Linked DNA regions of Homo sapiens: region 1 is linked to region 2. A link is a loop called in an ENCODE intact Hi-C map of the cell type or tissue named here. Cell type or tissue: dorsolateral prefrontal cortex. All regions are shown on one strand. Each heading gives the region's core, and the rest is flanking DNA. Links, peaks and the distances in the headings are about the cores only. Region 1 has its middle 6.4 kb from the start of DHX40. Region 2 has its middle 1.9 kb from the start of YPEL2.

The links. Peaks named below come from ENCODE experiments on the same cell type or tissue, not always from the same donor. Only the 100,000 strongest peaks of a DNase experiment are listed, where the experiment ranks them.
Region 1: a loop joins it to region 2, with 4 times the contacts of the local background. A loop is called at or near these places in 41 of 110 quality-filtered maps.

Annotation. Positions count from the first base shown.
Region 1 is chr17:59,557,734-59,560,648 of GRCh38, forward strand. No RefSeq gene overlaps it. Among named protein-coding and RNA genes, the nearest start is that of DHX40, 6.4 kb to the right of the region's middle. In dorsolateral prefrontal cortex, for the core only: a CTCF peak has its summit at 1,413 (motif pointing left); no DNase peak of the experiment used is centred there.
Region 2 is chr17:59,328,315-59,331,229 of GRCh38, forward strand. No RefSeq gene overlaps it. Among named protein-coding and RNA genes, the nearest start is that of YPEL2, 1.9 kb to the right of the region's middle. In dorsolateral prefrontal cortex, for the core only: a CTCF peak has its summit at 1,423; a DNase peak (open chromatin) is centred at 1,407; H3K4me3 peaks cover 1,395 bases; H3K27ac peaks cover 2,500 bases.

The DNA.
Region 1 (2,915 bases), core at 310-2,809, 230 kb after region 2:
CCCTCAAAAGCCTTCTCACAATGCTTTTCACAGATTTTTTTTTTTTGAGATGGAGTCTCGCACTTTCGCCCGGCTGGAGTGCAGTGCTGAGATCTTGGGGCTTTGCAACCTCTGCCTCTGGGGTTCAAGCGATTCTCATGCTTCAGCCTCCTGAATAGCGGGGATTACAGGCGCGCGACACATGCACAGCTAATTTTTGCATTTTTTTAGTAAAGACGGGGTTTCACCATATTGGTCAGGCTGGTTTGGAACTCCTGACCTCAGATGATCTACCTGCCTCAGCCTCCCAAAGTGGTGCTGGGATTATAGGTGCCAACCACCGCTGCTGGTCTTTCCTCAGATTTTAATGGTAATACTTGACAGAGCAGGAACATTGCCATCTTGGACAAGCACTGCTATTCTAAAGTTCCCCTTGATCAAAAACTGCCTAATCCAAAAGGCATCAGCCTAATGGCTAAGGTCAGCATGACCATAAACCGCAAATGACATCTCTGACCGGAAACCTTCCAACCATAAGATAAACCCCTCCCCGACTGGAGAGATGTCAGCCCCAAGATAACCTTCCCTCCAACCAGAGACATTCCAACCCCGCAATAAACTTCTCCCCGACACAGAAATATTACAAGCCTGTGATAAATTCTCTTGCCCTGAACTCTTAAATAATCTTAGTCTGTAAGAGAGGGCCCCTGACTGAAATCGGCCAAAAGCCCCTCTCAGGCTTATTCTCTAAAATAAACCTGTCTTTGACTGTTGAGCCGCTTTTAATGTTTCTTTCCTCTTTCTTTAATTCTTACAATACTTAAATATGTAAGCTCCTTTTTTTTCCTATGAAAAAATTGTATCATAACTGAGAAATCAATAAGGACAATAAAAATTAAGATATTAAAATAAGGCCAGGTGTGGTGGCTCACACCTGTAATCCCAGCACTTTGGGAGGCTGAGGCAGGTAGATCACTTGAGGTCAAGAGTTCCAGACCAACCTGGACAACATGACAAAACCCTGTCTCCACAAAAAATACAAAAATTAGCCGGGCCTGTTGGTGTACGCCTGTAGTCCCAGCTACTGGGGAGGCTGAGGCAGAAGAATTGCTTGAACCTGGGAGGTGGAGGTTGCAATTAGCCGAGATCTCACCACTGCATTCCAGCCTGGGTGACAGAGTGAGACTCCATCTCAAAAATAAATAAATAAATAAATAAATAAATATAAATAAAATGGAAAGAATTTGCAATACAAAATCTATGTGCCTTAAGGTAAGTCCTACTAAAGACATGCAGTAAATGTTTATTTATGTTTCAATCTGTTTCACTTTTTGATTTTATGAGTTAAATGTCAATGAAAAATTTTTTTCAGAGAAATAGTACTGTTTCATTTTTCTTTTAAATAATGTTGATCTGAAATTTCTCAAGTAAACCCAGCTTGCCACCTTCAGGTCACTGAAAGATTTACAGAGACTATAGTCAGAACACTAATACTGCATCTTTCTCAATAATCCATAATTAATAATATCTTGATCACTCTATTGTGCCTTTGTCAAATGCACTCTATCTAGAATCTTTCCCTAGCATTTACTGGAATCTTCCCAACTTTCAAAGCTCAGTTCAAATGTCACTAACTCCTAGAAGCCTTCACTGATCACTCTAGCTAGTTTTTCCTCCTCTAAATATTTTATTTCCTTGATTACTTGTAATCTCACTGAAGGTAATAACCATGTCCTACACATATTTTATGCCTCTGCGTGGCTATTAAAAAAGGTGCATATAAGAATTGTGCATTCTAGCTGGACGCGGTGGCTCATGCCTGTAATCCCAGCACTTTGGGAGGCGGAGGCAGGCGGATCACCTGAGGTCAGGAGTTTGAGACCAGCATGGCCAACATGGTGAAACCCCGTCTCTACTCAAAATAAAAAAATTAGCCAGGTGTGGTGGCAAGCGCCTGTAATCCCAGCTACTCAGGAGGTTGAGGCAGGAGAATTGCTTGAACCCGGGAGGCGGAGATTGCAGTGAGCTGAGATCATGCCATTGCACTCCAGCCTGGGTAACAAAGTGAGACTTTGTCTCAAAAAAAAAAAAAAAAAAAAAAAGAATTGTGCATTATAATATTTACTGAATGAACACATGAATGAATAAATAGGAAGCTAGAGTAAACATTGAGCTTTCACTTGGAAGAGGTCCCATTTTACTAGTAAATTAACGGGAATTCTACACATTTATTAAAGACTATATGCATACATATAAAAGCACAATTTTCATTGACAACTAGCAGTGTCTCAATCTCTATTAAGCTCTCAAACAATATTGTTGATGAATGATTTAATGACTATTTGGTGACTGGCTTTGTGATAACTACTCAAATCTTAATATCTAGACATTTAAAGAGAAGAAAGTGTGATGATATCTTTTACTTTTTTTTTTTTTTTGAGACAGTCTCACTCTGTCACCCAGGCTGGAGTGCAGTGGCATGATCTCAGCTCACTGCAACCTCTGCCTCCTGGGTTCAAGTGATTATCATGCCTCAGCCTCCTGAGTAAGCTGGGATCACCGGCGAGCGCCGCCACGGCTGGCTAACTTTTGTATTTTTTTGTAGAGATGGGGTTTTACCATGTCGGTCAGGCTTGTCTTGAACTCCTGGCCTCAGGCGATCTGCCCGCCTCGGCCTCCTAAAGTGCTGGGATTACAGGTGTGAGCCATAGCACCTGGCTGCTATTTTTTACTTTTGGACTGAACGTGAGATATTTCTCTTGTTTTGTGATATGGCCATACCATCTAATTATTTTCCTCTAAACCCCCAAGTTGCTAATATACTATAAGCTTATTAATAAAATATGTAACCGTGGCATGTAGTCCACCAATACATGACTCAGAAAAATTCCCAAATTTTTTGTCTAGTTCCATTTAGTTTAGGGCATGAGGTTTTC
Region 2 (2,915 bases), core at 279-2,778:
TGCTCTGTCTCCCAGGCTGGAGTGCAGTGGTGTGATCTTGGCTCACTGCAACCTCCGCCTCCTGTTGAAACGATTCTCTTGCCTCAGCCTCCCTAGAAGCTGGGATTTCAGATGCCCGCCACCATGCCCAGCTAATTTTTGTATTTTTAGTAGAGACGGTGTTTCACCATGTTGGCTGGTCTCGAACACCTGACCTCAGGTGATCTGCCTGCTCTGGCCTTCCAAAGTGCTGGGATTACAGGCATGAGCCACTGCACCTGGCATTTGACCTCAGAACCAAATGGTGAAGAGGCAGCCTTCTGGGGGCAAGGTATTCCAGGTGGAGGGGATGGCAAATACAAACACCCTACAACAGGACGAGGAACAGAAAAAAGGCCAGCTTGACTGCAGCAGTTTGAGCAAAGGACAGATGGTGGAAGACCAGAGAGGTTGGCAGGCCTGGTTACTAGGGCCTGTGGGCCACCAGAAGGAGTTTGTTTAGAAGTACCATCTGGCTGCTGCACAGAGAATGGGCTGGAAGCAGGGAGATCAGTTGGGAAGCTGCTGCTTATTCTAGGCAAGAGATGTTGGTGGCTCCAACCAGGGTGCAGCAGCAAAGGCAGATGTGTTCACAGCAAATACATATTTGTGAAGTGAAACTGACAGGACCTGTTGATGAACTGGGGGATGGCGGGTGAGGGGAAGGAAGATGTAATTAATTATTTCAAATTAATAATGTGAAGGTTGAGAGGTTAAGTAAGGTGAACACATAAAAGTGACTCTGTTCACAGCAGCAGTAGCACCAATATGGCAACAGCGGGAAGATGGGATTAGTGAGAGGTTGCTGGAAAATAATTCCGTGAAGGCTCTGGGAATGAATGAATTTGGCTTCACACAGAGGAGACAGAGGTACTGTTCCATTGACAAAGGCAGGCTGATAATCTGTGAGGCCAGGAATCTCTCAAACTTTTACCAGCAAGGGTTTTTGTTTGTTTGTTTGTTTAAGCCTTGGCTGACTCTGAACAGATCTGTTTATTTCTCTCTCTCTCTCCATCTCTTTTTGCTTTCCAGGATAAACATCTGTCTCATTTCACCAACTCTCCATTGGCCTCAGCGTCTCTCCTCTCAGTAGATTCTTCAGAATACTATCATCCAAGTCAAGCAGGGAATTCTGCTCATAGTAGGCACTGAGAAAATGTATTGAGGGACAATTCAAGTGCCCCCTCTGGGTTCAGAGAAGTTGCATCTATTACTTTGTTTCACTTACTTCATTGTTTCACCTCTCCCTTCTCCTTTACCAGCTCAAAATGCTTGGCTCTTTTTGACTGGGAGGAGGCATGATCAGGCTTAACACTTTTTTTGTTATTGGCCGGCTGGCTGGTTTTATTGTCTCCTGACCCTAAGGTCTGGGGCCTCTTCCAGTCCCCTGCATACACACAGCAGGCCTGAAGGGGTCCTCAGAGCTCCCTCTGAAACCACTGTATCAGGCTAGTCTTCTTTAGCTAACGTTATCTTTTATTTAAACAGAAACAGTAGCCACCAGTCTTGTTACATAACATACCAATATCCTAGGGTGTTAAACTAATTCAGCATCTACTGTTAGGAAGTGGTGATGTGGCAACACAAATATTCGCTCACACAATATTGCGGAAACGTTGTAACAAACATGACTTTCTGGCCCTACTTAGAATTTCAGAGCTGGAAGGGACTTGAGATCATCCTATTTCAACCCTCCTTGTTTTAAACTGTGGAAACCTAGGCCTGGAGAGACAAAGAAACTTGCTCAAGAAGCAGATCAGGGCGAGACGGCAAGCTCTTACTAATCTAAAGAATCCATCACATCTTAGATTAAGGATTAAATGCTAAACAGTTCTTGTTTGTGATTCCTCTCATCTGAAAGCATTCCCCCCCCCCCCCCGTTTTAGACTCTCCAAACTAGTCAGTTGTGAACCAGGACATAGCCTTTGTTTACACTGAAACTGCAAATCTGAGGCTGATATGTCAGCCCCACAATACTGAGGTATTTGGGGTGTTTTGTTGTTTTTACTAACCTTGGTGACTGGATTCACATGCAATAGATATTAACTGAATACAATTTGGTTGACCAAGCATATTTTAAAAACAGCTGGGTGGAGATGCAGGTGAGCCAGCATTCTGGGTGTACGTGCAAACCAGTGTGTGGAAGGCGGAGAGTCAGCTGCACCTCCTGCAGCACCTCACATCCTGATGGCTGCACAGTAAAACACTAGTTTCCTTGGAGGAAGAGTTCCCAGAGGAACTGCGGAACCCCAGTGTCTTGAGCGAAAGGCAGGACCTGCTTTGTTCACCTTGTCCGTGCCAACATTCTTTATCAAACTGTCCTGTTTTCCTGCTGGGAAACTGCCCCACTCCACCCACCTGGTGCCTCCCTGGTTTCCTGACTGCCACGAGGTTATTTTTTAACCTGCTCTTCCTTGAAAAGCACCACCCCGGTGACCCAGAACGTGGACTCCTCCCCTCTGGTCACTCGGACCATCCCACTCTAATTACCGTCATCTGCCTCTGAAAGTCATGGAAAATTAGCAGCAATGGGGCGGTCTTCAATTCCACTAAGCCCCTTTCGTACTTTTAATTCGCCGAAATTACTAGCAGGGCAGAGAGAAGAGGGGAAATGCCTGGCTTCTGAGCAAGGCATGGGTGGGCTGGGTGCAACTAGCACTATCATTTTCTTTTAATTTTATTATTATTATACTTTAAGTTTTAGGGTACATGTGCACAATGTGCAGGTTTGTTACATATGTATACATGTGCCATGTTGGTGTGCTGCACCCATTAACTCGTCATTTAGCATTAGGTGTATCTCCTAATGCTATCCCTCCCCCCTCCCCCCTATCATTTTAAATTCAATTACCCGGGGCCTGAGGGCCACTTCTGGTAACTTAGGCTATGGCTTAGGG